Linked DNA regions of Mus musculus: regions 2, 3, 4 and 5 are each linked to region 1. Evidence: chromatin loops called from intact Hi-C (ENCODE). Cell type or tissue: left cerebral cortex. All regions are shown on one strand.

The links. Peaks named below come from ENCODE experiments on the same cell type or tissue, not always from the same donor. Only the 100,000 strongest peaks of a DNase experiment are listed, where the experiment ranks them.
Region 2: it touches region 1 in a loop (2.4-fold over the local background); 2 of 42 quality-filtered maps call a loop at or near these places.
Region 3: it touches region 1 in a loop (2.3-fold over the local background); 2 of 42 quality-filtered maps call a loop at or near these places.
Region 4: a loop joins it to region 1, with 9 times the contacts of the local background. A loop is called at or near these places in 2 of 42 quality-filtered maps.
Region 5: it touches region 1 in a loop (2.1-fold over the local background); 3 of 42 quality-filtered maps call a loop at or near these places.

The regions. Positions count from the first base shown.
Region 1 is chr17:63,009,758-63,014,757 of GRCm38, forward strand. No RefSeq gene overlaps it. Among named protein-coding and RNA genes, the nearest start is that of Gm34230, 14 kb to the right of the region's middle. In left cerebral cortex, no CTCF peak of the experiment used is centred here; DNase peaks (open chromatin) are centred at 2,617 and 3,435; H3K27ac peaks cover 1,572 bases.
Region 2 is chr17:62,945,891-62,950,890 of GRCm38, forward strand. No RefSeq gene overlaps it. Among named protein-coding and RNA genes, the nearest start is that of Gm34179, 9.0 kb to the left of the region's middle. In left cerebral cortex, no CTCF peak of the experiment used is centred here; DNase peaks (open chromatin) are centred at 1,893 and 2,057; H3K27ac peaks cover 912 bases.
Region 3 is chr17:63,268,076-63,273,075 of GRCm38, forward strand. All of the region lies in intron 6 of Fbxl17 (F-box and leucine-rich repeat protein 17), which reads right to left. Gm41607 reads right to left here. Exons shown (of 1, transcript XM_017317745.2): 1 at 3,264-5,000. Among named protein-coding and RNA genes, the nearest start is that of Gm41607, 27 kb to the right of the region's middle. In left cerebral cortex, no CTCF peak of the experiment used is centred here; DNase peaks (open chromatin) are centred at 2,634 and 3,065.
Region 4 is chr17:63,142,905-63,147,904 of GRCm38, forward strand. All of the region lies in intron 7 of Fbxl17 (F-box and leucine-rich repeat protein 17), which reads right to left. Among named protein-coding and RNA genes, the nearest start is that of Gm34324, 110 kb to the left of the region's middle. In left cerebral cortex, no CTCF peak of the experiment used is centred here; DNase peaks (open chromatin) are centred at 2,668, 3,288, 3,496 and 3,760; H3K27ac peaks cover 1,179 bases.
Region 5 is chr17:63,072,436-63,077,435 of GRCm38, forward strand. The region is part of intron 8 of Fbxl17 (F-box and leucine-rich repeat protein 17); the gene reads right to left. Among named protein-coding and RNA genes, the nearest start is that of Gm34324, 35 kb to the left of the region's middle. In left cerebral cortex, no CTCF peak of the experiment used is centred here; DNase peaks (open chromatin) are centred at 606, 1,037, 2,948 and 3,837; H3K27ac peaks cover 1,386 bases.

The DNA.
Region 1 (5,000 bases):
TTCTGGATTTCCGTCTTAACAGGCAGAGTTCCCAGGAAGCAGTCTCTGAGGAGGAAGGGTATAAAGGCATGGTCTCAGGACAGATAAAGCGTAGCTGGGGATAAAACGAATCAGCCGTCGCCCATTTCCAGGAAAGCAACCTTGTCCAGCTTTAGCATTATTTCTAGGGAGTCAATGACTGACAGTTAGGGGTTGTCGCCTCCAGAACAAAGGCCTCTCTCCAACAGGGCCATCCAACACTACACATCATAGCATCCTACATAGATTTAAAATGTAGGTTAGGAGTACTCCACAAGATAAGAAGCTATTCATTGTTTTGCCTTAGTCCATAAATAAGTGTGCTTTTGACAAGAACTTTTGGATGTTATTCATTTTTGTTATAAGAATCATCTGGTAACGATTATCTGTCACACCATGAGTTCCAGTGCTGGTTGGACTGCCCCAAATCCTGTTCTTCTCCCAAGCCTCCTAGTCTGTCCTCTAAACCTCCACAGGGGCTGAGAAGTCACATTCCAGGGAAAGAATCCATTAGTTTTGGTACCAAACTGACAGGTTCCACTTACCATTGACTTCGACCCCTATAAAAAAGAGACCATTCTCCAATCTGCATTTGCTGAATATTTTTCTTGACCTTCCCACTCAAGGGTGAGATGCTTTATGCTGCACTCAGACAAAGAGCATCAACCCTGTATCTCTCTGTTCCTGCATCCAGAAATAGGGGAGTTAATCGAAGCAGCTTGCGTGGTTCCTCTGGCTCTAGGGCTCTATGATGCCTCAAGTCTGAAATTTTGGATGAGGAGAAGCAGACATCCTTGTGATTAAAACCAGGCAAGGCAGGGAGACGTCTAAATAAAAGGCTAGCCTGCTAGAATACAAGTGTTATATAGCCCTGCTAATGCACTATGCCGTTGGAAGGAGACATTTGTTCCTTCATCTTCCTCATCTATCCTTGTGGAGACTCTGTAGGGTAGGGAAAGTCAAAGGCTGTAGCTAAAGGTATTAGTAACAGGGGAAAAAGGATTAACAATTGAGTAACACATTCGGGGTCCTCTGAATTGTGTTGGACAAGCAAACAACATTTCATCCTCAAAGTGTCTTTTCCGCCCCCCTCACGTTCCTCTCTCTTTCAATCAGAAACTTAGGATAAGAAATATCAATTATATTTCCCAATTTCTGTTTATTCAAAAAACAATCTCTTATTAAGCTGCTCCATCCTTAGGCATGCGCAAGAATATTTCAAAACATGAAATATTCCAGGAAAGCTAGAACTCTCTGTTCTGGGAATTGCAAGAGCAAATGAGTTTACCAGGAAATCGTAGGCTAAGCGTGGGTACAGTTGGGCAAACACTCGGACACTGGGTGCTGGTTGTCAGCTCGGTTAACAAGTGAGCAAGGCGTCTTCGGTGTACTCACTAGGAAAACAGTTGTTAAGACTTTGATCGTCAATCATGCTCCATTGGGTTGGCCAAACATATATTTTGCACAAATACACATCTGCATAGCGCATTCACAATATTCCTCTCTCTTCCCCTTGGAACTGGAGATGAGACTTTTGGGACAATCTGTCAGGCATGGCAATCAGGTGACTGTTGAAACCTAAAAGGAGACTTAGGAAATGGAATGGCCTCAAGGATCTGGGTACCAGAAAGAAATCTATGATGAAGCAATTTACCAACAACAAAAAAGGAAGGTCAGCCTTTGTTGCATTGTATAGACAGTGGTACACACACACACATACATACACATACACACACACACACACACACACTTATCCCCATGACATAACTGGAGGCATAGTAGAAAGAATTTAAAGAGAAAAACTTGAGAGAGGTAGTAGAGAAGACCCAAAACTTCCCTATTCCCTGGGGAAGGTGAACACTTCTAAGGCATTTAAAAATTGAGGTTGAATTAAACTCCAGGAAATATCTCCTATTGTTGGTAACAATTCCACACTGGCCTACTGGGACAGAGCACATCTTCTTACAAGACATTTTCATTTCTAATTTCTTTAACTCCATGGAAAATCCATCTTGAATTCCCTACAAATCTCTGCGGTGTTTACTAAGTGAAATAACTTAGTGCCCTCAACAGCCTTCACCAACTCACTACCCACTGGTTCCTCCAAATCAATAATAAACACATTAAATACTATTGGTCCCCAAACAGACCCCAAATGCGCCGTGCTATTAACCTCTCTCTATTGCAGGAGACCAACGGACACAGTTTCTTGCTGCTTAGCTGGTTTCATTTAAAAAAAAAAAAATTGCAGCTGACGGCTGCTCTCGCCCAGTTTGAGAAGACAGCCTCCATGTCTGTTCTTTCCTCATCTGCTCTACTTGGCCATCAGGGTGCAGGGCCTAGGGTGATGCCAGCTCCTTTGATGTGGGATGTCTTAGGTTGAGCAGGGGTAGAAAAGTCTATAGAACCACTTAACTGTTCTTGCTGCAAAGCCATTTGCGGTACCATTTTTTAGTTCATTGAGAAATGTCAATGTTCTTTCCAGTCTGGCGGAGGCAGACTTGACCAGGTGTCTCTACACAGAGTGGGTTCTCACAGTTTGGCTGCGCGCGTGTGTCATCAAGCTAAATAAGGAGCCAGTTTAGTCCGCCACCCCCCTTTTGCTTCTGCCGGCCAGACACACTTCCCCATATGACAGTCTTATAAATAGCTGCCGAGCAGCTGGGCCTTCTCTCACCTCCTGACTCTGTCAGCTTCCCCCACCACAAGCCCCTGACAGTCATGCAGCTGGGAGCTCCCCTCTCTCCTCCCTTTCCCACTCTCCATCCTCCACCTCTGGCATGCAACCACCCCCTTGACGGTGCTCAATGTAACCGTTTCAGGATTGGCTCTCCATGAGAGAAAAAGGTCAAGCAGGTTGGGGGCTGGATTTGACCACCAAAGCAAAGCTGTCACCCAATTAAATAAGGAGATAGAAGGTTGGGAGACACTGCAGTCAGACACAAGACAGCCTGTAGTACAGGGGCCAGATGGCTGACCCAACAGAATCTCAGAATCATTCTGGAGTGAGTCGAATATTATAAATATCCATGGCATCTCTCTCTCTCTCTCTCTCTCTCTCTCTCTCTCTCTCTCTCTCTCTCTCTCTCTCTCAGATTTATATATCTGGGGATAGTTGTGGGGCAAATACATGTAATGGAAATGCATTATTATTAACTTTTACAAAATACCAAGAATATGTTCAGAGCTAAAATAAGGATGGGGTTCTGGATAAGAACAATACACAAAAGAGAGAAAGATCTGGTAGCCAATCTTTCATAGGAAGCACACAAAATAGAAATGGTGTTTTCTTCTGGAATTCCTGTTTTGTTCCATGCACCAGACCTTCGGGGTATTCAGAATCAACATCTTTTACAAGAATGCTTTAAGGGCCTACTGCGTGCTAGACACAGGTTGTCCGGGGATATTTCCTGGCCTGTTCTGGTGAGGGACTCAGATAAGTGAGCTATAGATGTCACAGAAGATGCAATATTCAGTCTGCTTTGGGGAAAGAGTTTTGTGGAAGTGTGGGGACAGGGAAGAGGACAACTGGGGTGGCAGGGATAAAAGGACCCTCAGGAGGATGCGCAAGATCTGGGGAGTTGAGGAAACTGAATGGACCCATTGAGACATGGAGCATAGGCTTGAACTGGGCCTGAGAGATCCTGTCAGCACCCCTGTTTCCCACCATGATCATCACCGTACAGTAACATATCTGTTCCCTCTTTCCAGAGGACAACCACAAGCTGGCTTTTGCTCTTAGTTGATTTCTTTGTTTTTAGCATCCTGCCTGACAATGCCCCCACACAACTAAGTAAATTGACTCTTTCTTGAAGGCTTTTTTGAGAATTCCCTGTTATCCAATTTAACCTTCAAAAATTTGGTAAATAAATAATATGATCTGATCCCTTCTTGTGGTGAGTACATGCAGGTCAAATGACTGAGTACCTGGCCAAATGCTATTGAACGGCAGAGATTGTAGATGAAGCCAAGCAGCCTGGTACTTAAGCCTGTGCTTTCCTTCCTTGCATGGTCAGATGACGTCACATGATAAGACCAAGGGGTAGATTGGAAAAGCAAAGTAGTGTAGAAGAGGGGAGACGGAGAAAGTAGTTGGATGTGGGAGATCCTTTTTTCTATTAAATCTCAAGGGGTCCAGATTTCTGGATCCATCACAAGATCCCCTCCACTTCAACTGTTTTGGGAGTGTTTTAGATCATGAATGGGGCTGGCTACTCTGAGCAGGAGTTACCTACTCCATTGAGCTGGCCTTTACAGCTGTGCCCTGATTAGATTCAAACTCGTAGTAGTTATCTCCTCCTCTAGCATCTTGGGAGCAGGTCCCTTCTTCCCTCCAGGATCTTCACAGCTTCCCACTGCCACCCAGACCCCAGGCTCTGATCTTGGGAGATGCTCCAAAATACGACTGGGCAGCTGGCTGAGAGTTCAAAGGTCACCTAGTTCCTATGACAGGAGGGAGCTCTGAGATAGTCCCCTCTTGCCTAAATTGGAAGTGCATGATAAAGCTGATGACTTCCTAGGAACCTTTCCTTATCCTGAATCCACATTTCCGTCTCTGCCTTCACTCCATGCCAGCTGGACAGTACACTATGATGTTTTGAAAGTCAGAATGGCTTCTTCAGTGTGTTTTCTGGCGCACACACACCAAAGCAGGACCTGTGTTCATTGCTCTTCCCACGTTCTCACATTTCATTTTCATAGTCGGTAAGGGTGGATCAAGGTGACCAGCGCTCAGAGGGCAGAAGCACGTGCCTGATGTCACCTGGAGAATGAATGAGTGACCAAGCTGGGATCAGAAACCGAGATCTTTCTGACTGTAGAGTCAAAACACTCAGCCACCGAGAGTATCCTGAAATAATAGTCCATTGTAGTCAATAGGATTCTAAATGTATAACTTTTTCTACTCTAAGAATTTAAAAATGAGATTTATCTTGACAGTCCAACCCATTACCTCAGAGGTTAATTTAAGGCTTTTTTTTCTT
Region 2 (5,000 bases), 64 kb before region 1:
TCCTTCAAACTCCTCCTCCTCCTCTTTTTTCACTGTTTCTATGCATCCTCCTGATGCTTTAAGATTGTGGAATACTTACAAAATGGAGTACTATGCAACTATTGAAAACAATGAATTTATGAAATTTTTAGACAAATAGATAGATCTGGAGGATATCATCTTGAGTGAGGTAACCCAATTATGAAAGAACACACATGATATGCACTTACTGATAAGTGGATATTAGCCCAGAAACTTAGAATATCCAAGATACAATTTGCAAAACACATGAAACTCAAGAAGAAGGAAGACCAAAGTGTGAATACTTCCATTCTTCTTAGAAGGGGAAACAGGATACCCATGGAGGGAGTTACAGAGACAAAGTGCGGAGCAGAGACTGAAGGAATGACCATCCAGAGACTGCCCCACCTGAGGATCCATCCCATAAACACCACCAAACCCAGACACTATTGCGGATGCCAACAAGATTTTGCTGACAAGAGCCTGATATAGCTGTCTCCTGAGAGGCTCTGCCAGTGCCTGGCAAATTCAGAAGTGGATGTTCACAGTCACCCATTGGACAAAGCACAGGGTCCCCAGTGATGGAGCTAGAGAAAGTATCCAAGGAGCTAAAGGGGTTAGCAGTCCTACAGGAGGACCAATAATATGAACTAACCAGTACCCCCAGAACTCCCTGGGACTAAACCACCAATCAAAGAAAACACATGGTGGGACTCATGTCTCTAGCTGAATATGTAGCAGAGGATGGCCTAGTAGGTCATCAATGGGAGCAGAGGCCCTTAGTCTTGGGAAGGTTCTATGCCCGAGTGTAGGGGAATGCCAAGGCCAGGAAGCAGGAGTGGGTGGGTTGGAGAGCAGAGAGGGGGAGGGGATAGGGGATTTTCAGAGAGGAAACTAGGAAAGGGGATAATATTTGAAATGTAATTAAAGAAAATATCTAAAACAAAACAAAACAAACTAAACATGGAATTACAAAAAAAAAAAAATCTACTGTGGTATTTCTTTTAAGTCCTGCTGATCAACTTAAGTGAATGTTTTTTGTTTTTCTCTGAATTCTTATAGCTTTTCTGAATCCCTCCCGTTACATACCAAACTAAATAAATGTGAATAAACTTACTGTAACATCTCTCCCAAACAGCTGTATCTTTGCAACACATGAAAAACTATATCAGGATCCCACCTTTTGTCTTTCTCCAGAATGCCATCCTAGTTCTTCTTTAACATTTCTCCTGCAGTTTGCTGACAGGAGCCTGGTATAGCTGTCCACTAAGAGGCTCTACCAGCACCTGACCAATACAGATGTAGATACTCACAGCCAGCCATCAGAATGAGCCCAGGGATCCCAAAGGAAGAGTTAGGGGAAGGACTGAAGGAGCTGAAGGGGATTGCAACCCCATAGAAAGAACAATATCAACTAACCAGACCCCCTAGAGCTCCCAGTGACTAAATGATCAGCCAAAGAGTACACATGGAGAGACCCATGGCTCCAGCTGCATATGTAGGAGAGGATGGCCTTATCTGGCATCAGTGGGAGGAGAGGTCTTTTGATCCTGTAGAGGCTCCATAGATGCCCCAGCAGAGGGGAATGCTAGAGCAGTAAGGTGGGAGTAGGTGAGTGGGTGGGGGAGCACCCTCATAGAGGCAAAGGGGAGGGGGAAGAGGGATGAGGGCGTTATGGAGGGAAGCAGGGAAGGGAGACAACATTTGAAATGTAAATAAAATAGCCAATTAACAACAACAACAGAAAATACTCCTGTGGGCATGATGAAAAAAATTCCCCAAATGTCCTCATTTCAGTCCTGTACAGCAATATCTCCATGACACCCACTGAACAGGCAGATCCAGAGAGACTAGAGGACAGGAGCCAAAAATGATTAGCAATTCCTGAAATGGATCTTTGGTGAAAGTAATTTGATGGAGGAGGAGGAGGAGGAAGAGAAAGAAGAAGACCAGGAGGAGGAGGAGGAAGAGGAGGAGGAAGCTGGAGCCAGAATTCTTTGGCTTAGAAAAGGAAAGGGCAGGAAATTTTGGCATCTGGTTTCAGAGTATCTAAAAAAAACCCTATTGTGTGAGTGGCAGTGAGCAGCTGCTTCATGTTCCTACTCAGAGGAGGACAGATGCTTTGGGTACTCCAGAGCTGTTAGGAACAGTCTCCAGACTAAAATTGGTGCAATTGTGGAGCAAGGTAATATGTTGCCAATCAGAGGGCAGAGGGATGCATGCCTGTCTACACTGGAGGCTCATGGTGATGCTGACTTTGGAAGACAATGTATTTGAAGGAAATGTTATTGCAGATAAGCCTCACTGAGGATCTTATCTGGTCTGAGGAGACCACTCAGGTGAAGAAGTTGACCTGTTCCGTCATATATGAGCAAGGTTCTTTTTTTAAGAAAGTGTAAGCTAGGGATACCATACACACTCAAGAAAGAAAGGTCACAGACAATGGAGGACATCATGGGTCCGTGTAGTCTTTGAAACTGAAGAGTCAGGCTGCCTCTCTAGGACCGTGACTCCCCAGCTGTGTGGCCCTGGATAGGTTACTAAATGACTCTAAGAATCATATTTCTCATGTGCTTTCTTCACAGGAGTTTTGTGAGTTTTGAACGAGACACAATAAATGTGCGTTTTGTTATTTGCTGGACTGGGAACACCTTGTAGGTACTCTGCTAGGCCTGCTGCCAATCATCCTCTCCTTCACAGAGCCATCGTTGCAAGCCCCGTGTAAAATAAGGCGGTGTGATGACTTTTCGCCAGAGTTACATTCTTTAATTAAAAATGAAAGCCCTGGGTATCAAAGCCCAGCCTGCTGGGTTCTCTTACCTTTCCCAACCACGAGACATTTCCCTGATGTCTGCAGTATGTCTTTGACGTCTGGGATGGAAGACCAATTTGCCTCCACCCCTACGTGGCTCCACCTGTCACCGTTATTATGTGATCTTTATAAAATTAAACTGAGAATGTCCTTATTTTTTTTCTTTATTATGCTTTAAAGCAAAGCTATGAAGCCCACAAATAGAGTCTGATTAAATGAGGGACATCAGAAGGAAGATCCTTGCGTTTAATTCCACGTCTTCAAAACAATTTGCATATCAAGAATATATTTGTGTTTAGTGCTGTGGACTACTTCTTGCTGTCTGATGAACTTACTTACACAGAGAGTTTATTGGTAGCCAGGGGTTGGTACACAGAGCACAGTTTCTTCTGGGCCACTGTTGCCTTCTTCCTCCATCATTTGCCTTCAGAAAAAGTCATTTTTCTCAAGGGTCCCAGGTTTCAAGACTTAAGGCGTGCATTCTTCAGCCTTCTATCTCTAATAGAGATCATCACTTTGGGCTGAGCAGCTGCGCTTGCTTGTCAATACAGACTCCTGGGAAGCTTTCAGGTCTCCATTTGAGAGTGGGTTAAAAAGCTCAGCTTGCTAAGTTTCCCATGCTGTGTGTGTGTGTGTGTGTGTGTGTGTGTGTGTGTGTGTGTGTGTGTGTTTCCGTCTTTAAAGGGAAGTGTGGTGTGGGATCCCAGGAGCAAAGATAATAAAACTTATGTGCTATTCCTGCAAAACAAAGAGTTCAGTACAAAGAGTTATATATAGCTTGATGCAAAATATACTAATAGCTCTCTCTATGCTAATCGGGGAATTTGAAAATCTAACCTGTAGGGTTGAATTTATACGGCTGACTCAGAGAGAGTCATCATAATTGGAATTTCAACAACATGTTTGGATGATAGAAATCAGTGGAGCATGGCAATCTTCAGTCAGAGTTATACATAAAGATCGCATATGGCTCGAATGAGACATGCATGATGTATAAAGAAGTCCTTAGACACTATGAAAAGAGTTTACCACTGTGAAGAGGAAAGAGAGAAGGTTAAATTACTTTGGCTCTAAAAATCACATGTGATGCAAAAGACCCACTGAGCTGGCCATTGTTTGTAGAATACTGAGAGTATGGAGATGATTTCAGGGTTTGCCTGGTGCTCTTAGAAAGAAAAAGCAGTAGTGCTGATGGAAGTTTTAAATAATTCAAGAATGGGGGAAAAAGGTATTGTGTTAGATTTGATAAACATTAGATTCTTTAGCAGAAGATGCTCAAAGTGCCAGCCTTCAAAGTCGGAAGATGGAAGTTGAGTCCCACTGCTACCATTCCTGCCTCTTGGACCTCTGAAAAGCCTTGTGCCTCGTTTAGCTTAATGCCCTCATCTGTAAAGTGAAGAGAAAGATTGAGTACATGAGATGTGAGGGTTTGAAATGATATAGGAGTCTAATTCTTGGCTTGAGCCTAGAAGAGCATCAGCCATGGTCTAATAGTAATGAAGTTAAAGGCAGTAAGAGGAGGATATAGGAAACAAAGCTCAGGTGAATTCTACATGTCTCTATCATCTACCCGTCTATTACCTATCATCTATCTATTTATCTATCTACCACCAATATATTATCCATCTATCATCTATCAATCACCTATCTATTGCCTATCTATCTATCTATCTATCTATCTATCTATTACCAATCTATCTATCCACCAATCTACTATCTATCTATCACCAATTTATTTATATATTACCTATCACTAATCTATCACCAAATCTACTATCTATCTATCTATCTATCTATCTATCTATCTATCTATCCGTCTGTCTGTCTGTCTGTCTGTCTATCTATCTATCCATCGCTAATCTATTTATCCATCACCTATCACTAATCTATGTCTATCATTTATCCATGATTTATCATCTACCCATCCATCTCTATCTATCTATCTATCTATCTATCTATCTATCTATCTATCTATCTATCATCCATCTGTCTTTTAAAAGCAGCTCCTCAGAAGAAATATTTGTTTTGTGATACAAAAAGGAATCTGTCCCTTGTGGGGCAGTGGTGGCTCATTTCTTTAATCCCAGCACTTTGGAGGCAGAGGCAAACAGATCTCTGAGTTTGAGGTCAGCCTGGACAAAAGAGTGAGTTCCAGGACAGCCAGTGTTACAAAGAGAAACCCTGTCTT
Region 3 (5,000 bases), 260 kb after region 1:
CACCTCCTAATCTTTCTCAAATATTGTCATTCCCTGATGCCTAACCCATCAAAGATCTGAGCCTATGGGGATCACTCATATTCAAACCACCACACTGTCCTAAAGGTGTTTGTTTGAATACATGGCATATATATCAAATTAAAATACTTTGAAGTTATGGTATTTAAGTATAAGTATTTCCTAAATGTGTTGACTTGATTAGCACTGACAGTTTTCATGAGGACAGTGCTAATCTCTAAGAAGTGTACAAAGCTCTTGAAAACCACTGCAGTCTTCAGAAACATTCATTATTAGAAGGTATTTAACAGACTGTCTCTATTACTTACAGTTTTATTTTTCATGCTGAGAAATCCAGAGTCCTTTTCATCACCACATTTAGAAAGAAAAGTCCAGAAAATGAAAAGTCAACAGAGGTGACTTAATCAGGATGTACCATATCACTACAACTGCTTTGGAGCCAGGGAATGAGAAGCAGCTGCCTGTGTTCCTGTCATAGCTATTGAGTAAATCAAACAGAGCTCGTTATGGTAAACCCATTAGGGCACACCGTCCTCAACTGCTAACATCTCAGCACTTCTAACAACAGAGATGTATTGACGTTAACATCACTTAATTAAAACACAGAGCTTGCTTTGGACAGCTTCCTCTACCTCTGGTCCTTATTATGTGCACAGGGGAGCCTGAGAGAATTAAGTCTGACTAGTTCCAGAGTGAGCAAACCATAAACTCCTCCAAACACTGAGATCCAGGCCCAGAGCATTCACCACCCCGTGCCTGCACGTGCAGTGTGGCTTTCCTTTAAGGAAGCACCTTCCTGGAAATAAAACGCAATCCTCAAAGAACGAGTTCAGATATATAAACCCTAGATGTTCCATAATTTTGCTGAAAAAGCAGATAGAGAATGTCTGAAACATTTTATTTAATAAGCTGAATAGCTGAGGTTTCTCAGTAGTGAAAATGCAGCCGCAATTACATAGAAACTCAAACACTTAGACCAAAACTCTCAAAGCGTTAGGACTTCCTCAGTTCCACCACTGAGACCCAGCTCCACTACTGCATGCATGACCTGAGCGCTAAATCAGTGCACTACTCAAGTGTAGCCTGTGACTTGACTGCCATGCAAGAGGCTTCAAGGCACGTCTCCAAACAAGGAGTGCAGGTCTGAGGATTGCAAGTTCACCACATTTTACCTATCCTTATGGTGTCTGAGGTATAACACTGCTCTATAATGGCAGAACAACCCACTTCAGAACGGAACAACTGAAAACCAAAAGCTCCATTTGTGTTCTATGTCCAGTAAGCTTATTCCAAATTAGACACGGAACAGAAGCCATCACTGCCGTCTCTGCCTGTGAGGGTCGCTGGAATGCCTGCTAGCCATCCACTGTTCATCAGCCACCTGATACCACTTTAGTTCCAAAGCACTTGGTCCTCGGCTCTCCCTCCTCCCCTCCCCTTGTTCTTCTCCTCCTCCTCTCCCCATTTACTCCCTTTCTTCTTTTTTTACTCTTTTCTTTGATTCTCAAAACATACTTATTAAACTGTTCTTTGCATCAAAGCAAGACCAGTACAGAAAAACCACAACTGAAATGGAGACTTAGACAGCCAAGTCCCAGTGGATATATCCAGGAAATGCTCACGTGCCTAGGGTTCAGGGAACATGGCAGAAGACAGGAAGGCAAGAGCCAGAGGACCAGGGACTTGGCTGTGATGTCATATCTCCTAGTGATGTCAGAAGTTATACTCATATTCCCACCAACTTACCAGCCAAGCGAGGGTGTCACAGGGAGCACACCAAACCCGACAGAGGCCCAAGCCCTACTGAAAGAACCATAGCAACAGAGTAAAGCAGGGAACAGGAAAGGTGGTCGCTCCTCTCAAGGGAAGAGCACACCAACTGGCTATCCAGGGCGAAATGATCACTCCTAAAAACACATACCACCATATGGACTCAACAGCTAGGAACATGCATGCTTATACAAATACCTATAAGCATGCAATAGCAATTAGTGAAAAGGAGCCCATGGATTTGATGGAGAGTGGAGAGGGGTATATGGGAGAGTTTGGGGGAGGAAAGGGATGGAGAAATGTAATTAAATACTAACCTCCAAAACAAACAACTAAATGAAAACTTGCTTCCTAAACCCTAAGAGAAACTCCCGTCACACTTGCCCATGCCTTTGTGAGTGTAAACTAAGTCATTCAGAGTGCAGCCCTTTCTTCCCTGTCTTCTGTTTACTCATCCCTACATTAAAAGTCAAGTTCCAGCAGCAGGAGAGATGGCTCAGAGGGATTTTGTTCCTGCAGAAGTTACAGGTTCCATTCCCAACTCTCATACAGTGGCTGACAACGTAACTCCAGTTCCAGGAGATTTGACCTTGACCACCTTGTGTACCAGGCACACATGAGATGCACATACATGTACACGCAGGGAAAACACCCCTACAGATAAAATAATCTAAATTTTAAAATATGTAAGTTCTACATCCTACCTTTTAGAGTATAACTCCACTCAAGTTGCCTAAATAACAGGATTTCTTAAATTAAAGGCACACTTTGGGCTTTCATCCTACACAACTTCTGCAGAATCGGAATTTGCCAAATTTCTCCTACAGAAAGACACATTTTCCTCTGGCAGCCTCAGACTTAACTCCATGCCTGCTTTTGCTGTCCTCGTGTGGTGTTAGTGTCTTGCTGCCAGAAGGGTGCACAAATGCATCCTGGGCGCTGCTGAGCTTTTTCTTGATATTCTTATTTGTTTCCACGGGCTTTGGTTTTCACTTAGAATTCCGTGTGTTTAAAAGCCAACATCTTTGTCATTTCCTCCACCAATTTAGTTTTATGCAGCTAAGTTTTAAAGAGATCATTTGGCAAAACATAAAGAGTTACGATTACCACAGAAGCTTCGTGTAAAATCTCTGAAGCTGTTACAACACAATGTTGAAATGAGACAGTTGTTAGACACTCGAATGCAAGCAACAGGCAGAAAAGGACAGTCTCAAGATGCAAACGGCAGAAATGACCCACGGGAGTGTAATAAAGGAATCCTCACTTCAGAAACAGAGGGATCTGCAATGTGCTGCCTGTTTGCTTGCTCTTCCTTGGCATATGTATCCCACGGTGGTGGGTGGAGCCAGAGACTTGTGTATTGCGGGCATTTGAATACTTGCTTCTCAGGCAGTGGTGCTATTTGAGCAGGCTTAGGGTGTGCGGTCTTGCTGGAGAGAGTATGTTCCTAGCTTGCTCTCTCTGCTTTGAGGTTGTGGCTCAAGGTGTGAGGTCTCAGCTTCTGCTCTGGCTGCCATGCCTGCTGCTGCTGACTCCGCCCCACCATCATGCACTCAAACCACCTGGAACTAGACGCCCAAAGAAACTCTTCTATAAGCTGCTTTGTTCATGGTGGGTTTTTTTTTTCTTCTTGCTTTTGTTTTTGTTTTGTTTTTAACAACAGAAAAAGTAACTGACATCCCTATTCACTTAACTTCCAGACTCTGTCAAGAAACAGTAAAGACAGGACTTTTCCTTACAGAGATGAGTATCAAGCAATGGCCAACTAGGAATTCCATCAGGTTGAATTCTGTGGAAATGCAGGGAGATGTGTCTAATCCAGTCAGCATCTGATGAATGCAAGAGAAATTCCCATTGAACTAATGTATTAGTGCCAGTTACTGTATTCCATGGAAAGGAAAACTCATTCCAAAAAGTGGAAAGCAAGATCCTAAGCCCTATTTTCTTCCTTTGTCTTTCTAGTCCTACAAAAAATATTTTTCTACAGCCTGAAACCATGAAGGAAGCCCTACATCTCCATGATCTGGTCTTCCTCTAGACTAGATTGATCTGTATCGCAATCACTAATGAGATATGGTGGTTTGACTGGGAACGGTCCCCACAAGTTTGAATACTTGGTCCCAGGCTGGTGGAACTGTTTAGGAAGGTTTAGAAGGTTTAGCCTTGTTGGAGGAGGTGAGTTGTTAAAGCAGACTTTAAGGTTTTGAAGTCCCAGAAGCCCTATGTCATTCCCAGGTGTCTCTCTCTCTGCCTAGTGTTTGTGATCCTGGCTGCTGTTGCAGCGCCGTGCCTGCCTGCTTCTGTGTTTCCCACCAGGATGGGAACCTATGCAACAGTGGATCACAAATGAAATAAACACGGTACTTAAGTGAGTTGCCTTCATCATGGTTTTGCTCTGTTTTGGTTCTGTTGTTCTTATCTTAGAAACCTGAGGGTCAACACCATTGGTATCTGAGCAATGGTGATATAGGAATAACACCATCCAACTTTAGCAAAATGTATTAAGAATCCCTACTAGAAATCTTGGCTGTTCCCTTTCATGAGAACGGGGAGGCCATCGATTAACAGCTTTGACCAGGATGTGGAAAAATAATTCAGATGAAGATGAAGTAAAGTGATTCTAAAACACTTTCCAGAAGAGGCCTTTACAGAAAGTTGGATACATTCCTACAATACAGACAGCTCAAGATATAACTGTTGGCTCCTAGTTAAAAATGAAAACAGAACTGATGTATCTGGTGTGATGAAAACCACTGGGTGGAGCTTTAATTCTATTAAATGGGAAGAATTCTTTGCTCATTTTTATATTATCTCAGTATTATACAAGGACCAGACAAAGTCATTAGAGAAAAGTAAAATACCTTCAAACTCAAAAATCCCATCATTATTAACCTGTGCTTTAAAAAGTTAAATGTGTAATTATAGGCTCTCTAGGGAAAAACATAACCAATGTGATTATTTTGAAAAATGAATAGTTATTTGTGGGTGCCAGCAATGAGGTTTTAAGGATTATCTCACAGGGGTTAGAGGGAGAGAGCCTGTAAGTATTGCAGGTTGCAGAAGCCAAGTGTGTACCTTGTTTACTACCCAGCAATTGCAATGGGCCTAATTTATACAACAATTACTTAGCAGTAATTCCTTTGAAATGTGTTGTGTGATTAATTGACTGGGTTCCAGGAATGTAATGTTGTTCCCACACTGTTGTTCACTTC
Region 4 (5,000 bases), 130 kb after region 1:
AGAATCCTCATGGTCAAAGCAGCCTGGTGCCTGAATGGAGCCTACGTTCAGTGTGTGGAAAGGAGCTGTTTATGGTTGATGCTGCCCTTTGTCCCTGGGACAGAGATCACCATCATGATGTTCAGATTACTTCATACATAAGAGTTGGTATTTAAGGAAAAACTGGAGGGAAGGCTGGAAATACGGCTTCTCGGTTAAGAGCACTAGCTGTTCTTCCAGAGGACACACATTCAATTCCTAGCTCACACCTCTCTGTAAGTCCATTCCAGAGAAGCTTACATGTTTCTGACTTCCACAGATACTAGGCACATATGCGGTATACAGGCATATATCCAGACATGACATCCATACACATAAATTAAATAAATAATAAAATTTAAAGTAAAAACTAGTATTAATGCATAAAATGCATTTTTTATTGAAGGCACAAAAGTTGCAGAGCTTAGACTCATTGGTTTTTAGGCGTGAACTAAAGTCTCTGGAAATGACCTTGGAGAACTTATTTAAAGATACCCCTGTCCTTTTTACACTGGTAGGAAACTTATAACAAAGGTACAAAACTACTGATTTGCATTAGATCTTGTGTGTGTGTGTGTGTGTGTGTGTGTGTATGAGAGAGAGAGAGAGAGAGAGAGAGAGAGAGACAGAGACACACACACACACAGAGAGAGAGAGAGAGACAGAGAGACAGAGAGGGAGAGATCTCAAACATACTGTGCATAATATTTAAACAGGAAAGGTGTTGTCAGTGGTATTAGAATTCTTGAGTACATTTGCAGTGGTACCTAGAACCTTTAAGAAAGTGAACATGCTTTCAGGGTTTTACTTAAGAACACTAACACTCTGGTACTTAAGAACTAGCAATGTAAGGCGGTAAAGCAAAGAAAAAGAAAAAGAAAAATTACCCCATTAAAGAAAAATAGTGTTGCAAGATGTAAGCATTCGAGCTAGGGAAAGGGTCACTTTTCCCTTGTTCAGCCAAAAAGGTACGTGGAACCGATACCCACGACTAGGAAACGCCAGCAGCAGCCTGTCCAATAGGTGCACAAGACCTCCTTCTACAGAAAAGACATAACAGGGAAGTGGAGGCTGTGTCTCCATAGCAACCTGGGGGGGGGCTGGGGCGAGCCAGGGAGCAGCATGCCACCTGCTAATCAATTAAGAGAACTGTTTGTAAGCTGAAGAAATTCCCAGAGAATCTGAGCAGAGCTGTAGGGTCAGAGAGACAAAAAGCCCGAATTGGAAATCTCTTTCCAATTTAGAGTGTTCATGCTGGCAACACCTATGCAGAAAATACTGCTGTGGTATGCACTGGTCACTTGGCTCTATTTCTTATGGTAAGTCTTTTTTAATGTGATCGCTATGACAGCCATTTATTTAAGTTGCAATGGTAGTTTTCCTCTTCATGTGTGTCCACTTGCAAGACTGGGTAAATTTGGAAGTGAACTTATCTTTCAAACGTTGTACTTTATGCTCTCTCACTGAGGCACTGTTGAACATCAATGTTGATATGTCCGCCTATGCTCTGAAATTTGTTAAATTCTTAGTAGCTCAGAACCTCTGAGTGTTACCTCTCCCTGTGGATACTTCTGTCCTGAGAAGAGATTACCTAACTTGCTGAGTGAGGTCAAAGAGGCTTGTGATTCATTCAGTGTACTAGTTGGTGTTTCTAAACTCTTCCCAGGGGTGAGACCCTCTGAAGCATGCTACCTATCTTTGGCTTCTGGGTACAACCTCCCCTGCACCCATTATGCCCTCTCCCTTGGCAGATACCTTTGTCTTACTTCTCTTGAAGGTATTGGTGGTGGTGGCGCTACACAATGATTCCTATGCAGGTGGACAAGAGATACGCTAAGCAGCCACCATTTTTACAGACCTGCTTATTCCACTTCCTGAGAACACGTTCAAGGAACCAGACATCAGAGCCCCTATTGCTGTTTTATTCTGCCCCTTGACATATACTGCACTAGCAAATCCCATGTGTAAACATGAGGCTGGGTGGCAGGACTATTTACAATGGTAAACTCTTTGTGTTATAAGGTAGAACAGAAACAAGATCACCAGCTTCACACACTCCAAGCATGCTTTTGGCACTGTCTTAACCAGTCAACGGAAGTTTCTCCATATAAAGAAAATCCAGAGGATGAAAATGAAACCATTTAATCACTGAAAGTAACTATGGATTAGCAAAGGATGACGAAAAAAAACTGTTCAATGTTAGCATGGGAAAAATGTTTCTTAAATTAATAAAAAGCCAGCAGAAAGCCAGGATGACAAGTCCTATTATTAAGGAAAAAAATCTATAAGCTCACATATAAACAGAGTAGGGTATCAGTTATTTTTGAGACAAAAAGATTCTGGAATGTACGTGAAACACCCAATAGTCATCTAAGCATAAAGAAGCTAAGAAGCTGAGTCACCGATTGGAGGATAAGGGATGCAAATCAGCCCAGTCTTATTCAATCTATTATGTGCAGCAATTCTCCAAGGGTGGAATAAAGGACTCTGAAGCCAGTGGTACACTGTGATTTTTGTCCTCTGGGAAACTCCACTTAACAGCTCTGAATATCATTAAAAGCCTGTGAGACTCTCATTCAAGGGCTGCTGCTATAGGCAGCCCGGGGAGCTTTTAAAATGCACATGCAGAGAAAGACAGACCAGACTGCAGACTAGTTACAATAGGCAACCAGCGGCCAAATGCTCACATCCTAACCTCCAGCCGCACTTACTGTGTGTCCCATCTAACCATGAGGTGGGCTTTCATCATTCCACCATAACACTTCGTGAAGGCAGAAAGTGTGCTTTCTATCTTGTGGGTTTTGTGTATCTCTTGGCCTGTGGCAGGCGTACAATACAAGCTGAAATGATTTACGTATTTGCCCCCATCAACAGAACCCTACACACCTCTTACTGGCAATACTGAGATTACAGGGGTCACTGGCAGCACTCTGCCTAATGGTGTGCTGACTGACAGAGTAGAAAATCCAATCAAGAAGGCCGGCGTGACCTTTGGGTTGGTGGACAGAGTGAGCACTCACTGTATCAACAAGGTCAAGATCAAAGTGACGGGTGTCCAACCTCCTACTACATGGCCAGAGACCTGAACTCCCCACTCTGTTACCTGCTCGATTTCATCAGCATCACAGGTGAGCCAGGCTTCGGATGCTGGCAAACAAAGAGCCTCACAAACAGCAGTATCCTAGAATGAGGCATGTTTCCCAGGCTGAAGAAATGCACTAGACGGCAGGCTTCTTGTGGATTATGCAAGCCTGCCGATTAGACATGAAAACAACTGCTTTATGGTGAGCTGAAATGAGATTAACATAAGCCGGATGAGTGTTGGGAATGCTGTAAAGAACCCGGTGAAGGGCCATTCAAAAATGATACAGCCAAGCTGCTTTAAAAAAAAAAAAAAAAAAGAGCTCTTGCAAAACAGAGAAGCTGACATCAGCCTGCTTATCAGCAATCAAGAGACAGGGCAGCTCACGCTGAGAAAACCTATGTGGGGAACATGATTCTAGGCACCAAAGACTAGTTTCTGTGATCCCAGAGTGGAAGGGTCATTTGTCACGTTTCTGCCCTTCAGTCACATCGTTGGTACAAATGGTTGTGAGAGTCAGTACATAAGTGATAAGGATAAAAATGAATACACTGTAGATACACATTGAAGTGGTTTTTTTTCCTTTAAAAATAACTCACTTTTAGCCACTCTAAGAGCTCTGTTAATTGCTAAGAGAGACAGACAGTCCGTAGGTGACTAAGGCACTGCAATTTACATCTGCTTAGTGGTGATGTATTAGTCAGCTCTCCAGAGGGCTTCTAACGCAGCTTCCTCCATATGGTACACATATGTTATATTACCCAAACATATCTTCTCAAAAATGGCCATATGCATCTCTTCCTTCATACCTAGAGAATGACAGCCTTCCTTTATTCTTTGTTTGCTGTCTTTCTGTGATGTGTAAATATTTAAGGAAGTAATCATTTTTTTAGATCATTTGAATATAATCCCAGTTATATGCAACATTTTCCTTCTTGGAACAAGAAACTTCTTTTAGATATTAAACGTGCCGAGCCCCAAATTCAAGATAGCATTGTTATACACAATCTGATCAAAGAGAATTGAACATGAGTTTTAGTTCATCACACAAAGCTAAGTTCATAGATATGCTCTAGAAGTAGAGTTGCCCCAATTATGAACGAGTCAGGGACAACCATTATTGGTAATCACTATTATCTATGATATTAACGTCTTGTGGTGGCTACTGGCTACAAGATACTAGAGGACAGAGCCTGCTTCTTCACCGCTCCCCCCCACCCCCCCATTTCAGTAGCATGAGAAAACAAAGCTAGGTCTCTTATGTGCTGTGCTAGGCCAGCAGGCAAGCCCTCTGTCACTGAGTACATTCCCGATCCATCAGGATGTATTTGCCCTATGAGTAAGAGGTTGACAAGGCTGTGGTCACTTGTTTCCAGCTGGAGTTCCGTACCAGTGTCAGTCATTGCAACAGTGGCTCTGACATCGGGATCTGACAGTCTAGTGCTTTCAGTGTCGGCGAGTGAGAGAGTGAGCTACCTGAGTCTTGGTCTCCATCCTCTTAGCTACTGCTTCTTTCCCTTTTAACTTGCAGAACCTCAGCTGAGGCAGATCAGGATCAAGAACCATAAAACCTGGCTTCCATGAACTCCTGCCTTTTGATGGATGTCTTTAAATATTGGCATATACACCTTTTTATCATCGCTTTGCAGCAGGGCGCCGAGAGTTTCTCTCTACCCTTTTCAGATTCTCATCATGTCTTGTAAAGTAATGGGGGAGGGGGTTACCATATTAGAGGGTGTCTCCATTTCTCATATTTTCTATTTTTAAATTAGCAAAATTATATAGAACAATTCCATTCACACACACACACACTCACTTTTCCACTCCCTTGAGCAGCACAGCCTTCAAAAGCAGAATAGTCTCCGTCTACCAATTTGCAGGTACACATGTTCAAGGCCAG
Region 5 (5,000 bases), 63 kb after region 1:
AGGCTGGCCTCGAACTCAGAAATCTACCTGCCTCTGTCTCTGCCTCCTAAGTGCTGGGAGAGCATCTTTCTTATTTGGTTATTTATTTCCTTCAGTCTAGATGCTTTTCACCCCTGATCTATGCAATGGTTAAGAGGCAGTGGGTTCTAAATATTTTCAAACTTGTTAGATATGTAGTATGTTTGTAAGCTACATTGTGGAGATTTCAGATGCATGCAGCAACAAAGAGCTGACGAGAACACAGGTGACAAACACAAGATAATCTACCTGCCCACTATCTGATGCATGTGTGAGTCTGTTTTGCCTGACCCCTTTGTGTCTAGGTTCTGGTTTGAAAAACTTAGAACTTTCAGTGTGATGAGGAAGTGGGAAGCCAGCATGCTACCTCAGCAAGTAAGAGCTATGGTTTGTTTGCTTCACATGAGGGTATTATACAAACCATCCCTAGTCTGTAAACCTGGGAATAGAGAGACTGTGGGGCAGGAAGGGGAGACAGAGGAGGTGGGAAGGTTGGTGGAGTGGTGATGGTGAAGAGGGCAAAAAAATGACTCGCAGACAGTGGAGTTGCTGTCTTTTGAATGCAGCTGCCAGGAGGTGGACTCAGTTGGGAACAGGGAGGTGGGCAGTGTGTTTGGAGATACTACATCAGAGCTAATGTGAGCTCAGAAAGCCGTAGGCAAAGAGAAAGCCAGGGAACTGTTCCTAGAGAACTCTTTCTGGAGGTTTGATACTAGGGTGCTAAGAGACAAGGACTGGGGGCTAGGGAGGGGGAGTAAGTCAGGGGAATTGACAGCTGGACTGCTGCTTGGGTCATGGGATCACTCAGGATGTCCTCTTAAAACAAGCCAACAAGCAGTCACACAATACCCAAATTCACAGTATTCAAGCTGTCACTCCCTCTCAGGAGCTGTAAGCTCCAGGGGCTAGGGACTCTTTCTTTATGGCTTTTCCTACCACAGTGACTGCACTATACAGTGAGCCACTCAACAGACATTTGTTGAACAAATGAGTAACATGTATGATAAAATTAGAAGGAGAAGGAACAAGCTCTCTGAAAACTGTATGAACAGCAGAAACGAGAATCTCAGGGGTTCCAGCAGGGTAGGAGCAGGCAGCTCACCGGAGTGCTAGACATCCTAGTGGGCTGGCTTATTTCCTTTCCAACTGCGGGGAGCCCTCGGTCTCATAGACAACGGAAGCCAGGCCTGTGCTTGGGTATGTGTTAGCGAACTGCCATTTACCCTTTCTATGAGTAAATATAAAATCACAGTCCTAGAGCCTAATCCTTTCATATTATTACTGAAGCCAAATCGAAGTTCCAAGGTGAATATTGACCTCGAAGTAATAACACTCTGGGGTGCCTTCAGGCAAACTCAACACAGCTATCTATTGACCCTAACATATTTGGGGGAGCTCTAGACTCCTTCTTCACATCTTGTAGAAAATAAGCTGAGATTTTCGTGACATGTCAGTTCCCTAGTAGAGGTGAGCAAGGTACAAGCAGCTCCTTGCAGCACGCCTGACAAGTTCCCACCAGATGCCGGTCTTTCCCAGGAAGCAAACCCTAGCCTTGCTCTAACTCCCAACTGGTTTTTGATCAGCCCGTCTCTACCCTGCTCACAACAAAGCCAAACACGTACAAAACCAAGGTGGTGTTGAGACCTACAGGCCTTTAGATTTTACCTTCCTCTGTGCTCTTTTACTGAAATAAAAGTCCTGATGACTGAAAACAAATTCTATTATTTTCAAATATTGTTGCATATATCTCAGGAGACTGTTTTTTGTTGTTGTTGTTGTTGTTTTTCTTTTTGGTTTTGTTTTAAGATCTTAGTATCTTATATTCAGACCCTGCTAGGTAGGGCAGGTGGTGAATGTGTCAGGTAAAAGATTCCAAAGTAGGTGTGCACACATAAGAAAGTAGGTGTGCACACATAAGAAAGTAGGTGTGCACACATAAGAAAGTAGGTGTGCACACATAAGAAAGAGCAATAATGGGAACAGAAGCCACATGTATTGAGTGCTCATAGCAAACCTGACTGTGGTAATGACCCTCTGGGCACATGCTGTTAATATCATTGTGTTTCAGATCACTGTCATATGACTCCAAGGCTTGAGATTAAGTTCTGAAAGGCCCCAGAGGTGGCACATTGACAGAAGTCAAAAGCTGGCATTGTGGCATGGTATTTACCAAATCTACCTGTCCCAAGAAGCTCCATACCAGTGGGACAGGAGAGTCGGGTACGCTTGGCATTGGAGGTTCATAGGATGGGAGGAAATGGAGATGAGAGCAGATGGCGGAGATGACACTGAGAGGTAACCTCAGAATTTCAGCTGGTGGGGCTTCTCCCTGTTCGATTACCAGGGATGATCGAGAGAGGGCTGTCAAATGTGCTTTAAAGTGCTCCTATTCGGAAATGACCTGCGGAACTGTCTCATCAGCAAACGAGAAGAGGATGCTGATGCTTCAAGCAAAGGCAGGAGCTCAGAGCTCACAGCCCCCATGCCTCCTGCTACCTGGAACTGCCCCTACCTTTGGGCACACAAGGCTGTGCACTGGCTGGGTAGTGAAAGGTCTCTCAAGACAGAGGCTATATAATTCAGGTCAGTCAGGCCACTCCAGCCTTCACAGAACAGAAAGCAATTTTTTTCAATGTATTTTCTTCAACGGGGCATTAATTTAAAATTTTAAATTTTGGCTAAGGGCGGTCTGAAAACAGCTGTGCATATGTGGGCGGAAGAGGAGCCCGCAGGTACTCACTTTGTTACATGGCTGAATTGCTACCAAAACAGTCCTGGACACAGTGCCCCACAAATTATTTTTCCAGTTAGTTCTGTGTGTTAGTCACACAGCCGTCTGTTATTTTCCCCACAGGCTTTTCCTGCTCACAATTCTTAAACAAGCGACTAAAACCCCAGGTTTTTTTCCCCCCACAGAAATATTTTGGTTGTTGAGGCTTTCTCTTACCATAATTACTTTCTGAGAAAAGCAGTTCAGTGGTCAAATTTTCCTGAATATTTTTACATTAAATTGGGCACACGGAACTTGGCCCTGGCCATCTTGAGGCTGTAAAGCAGGCTTCTGGCTGAGTGGTTTCCATCGCTTGTTTTCCGTATTAGCCATCTCTTTGCCATTACAAGGGATTCTGCGGGAGAACCAGACTTTCTTGCATCCTAGAGAATATACTATAGCTATCCACCTTTACTAAAATAAATGATTTTACTCTTCTAAGAATTTCAGGAACAGTGACACATGAAAACGAAGGTCTTGGGAAGAAAAATTTTTTTATAAGAAATGAATTAATTTGATTACTTTCATGCTGTGGACCAATAATAGTCAGCTTCCACTGGGCCCCTGGCCTGAAGGCAGCTGGGTAATCTATGGGACCCCACAAAGGCGGCTCCCCACCCCCCGCAGTCTCTCTGATCTTTTCTGGGTGGACTCTTCACGCCTGTGTAATTCTAATTTATGTCAACTAGAAATCAAAGAAATTCCAGGAGGCTTTGGTCATAGGACATTGGTATGGACCTTTCACAACCTATTTATGTCTATTCCTTGAGTAACAGGGCTGGCAGAGCCTTCCAGACACCTCTACTGCCCAAGGAGAAGGAGGCAACAGAAGGCAGCTACCTGCTTGACGCGGGGAGGGGAGAAGACAGGCCGAGTGGCCTCAAGTATAAACTGGGGTACATTTTCTCCTAGTTTATAGCTCGGCAGGAACATAAGAACTAGGCATTTGAAGCAGAAGCTCTGCCAAGAGTGGCTCCCTCAATAACGCTCTTTAATGATACCCCAGACGCTGGCATTTTCAAATCAAATGAACAGTGTGTAAAATTAGTTCTGCATGAAGTTAAAAAAAAAAAAAAAAGCAAGAACGTGAAAGGGAGCTTTTAAAAGCTCCAGCATCTCTCCATCCAACTGCTTCTCACAAGGGTTTGGCATTTGAGAATTGCTACGTTTATGATGTTATTCACTGCTCATAATTCAGGCCTGTGTCTCCAAACTTTGGTATTAGCACAAACTACAGAGGTTTCCCAAACCAGCCGGGCCGCCTCTGGCAAGGTCTCCTTTTCCAGCCAATGCCATTCCATGCTGCACCCCGCTTCTCATCAACCTCATTACCCCAAACCTTTTTATTAACCTTCAGCACAGCATTTCCATTTTCCCCACAGCTTTCCCAGGCTTTTTTTTTTTTTTTTTACCCCTTTCAGTTTTGTTCTCTGTCCAAATGAGGAAAATATCATAAGAAACAGATTCGTAGTCTAGAAGTTACTGAAGTCGTGAAAATAATTTCTAAGACCAGAGTCACCACTGACTGTTTATAGTTGTAGAAGCTCGAGTAAACACATTGCTTTTTATTACAGTCCCATCGATCACTTACATATCATTAACTAAATCACTAAATAAACGTGAGTCAAACTGATAGGTGATTTCAGGTCAGCTCTAATTCCCAAGGTCAAGCAAGCCTTTGAACAGTCTCTCAGAATATGAACTCACCCCAATTCATCAAAGCGGTCTCACACTGCGTTCTCTCCTCCTGGTTTTTACAATGCATTAAAGTTTAGGAGATTATGTGTCGTCAGCTTCAAAACCTTTTAACATGCTTATCCATCCAGCCATCAGAAAAGCTGCTCTAACAGAGGCTTCCTAATGCACCTCCTAACTTTACAACTTCGTGGGGGAAGGTTACAGTTGGCGGAAGGCTAGAGAACTCCTCCCTAGGACTCAGCAATGCTGCAGCCAAACAAATTCACTACAAATGTACTTAGACATTGATAATACAAGCACAAGCTTTCTCAGCTGCAAGGAATATGTTTAATGTTTCTCATCTGCAGCTAGCAGGGAGGACAGACAGAGATACTTAGCTTTTTCTACAACAAATCAACATCAGTTAATATTCTTGTAAGCTCTTAGAAGCTCAAGTGAGGGAGAATCTACCAGTTTGGTAAAATATAGCTTCCAAATTAAAAAAGCAGCCCAAATGAAACTTTGATGTGAAAGA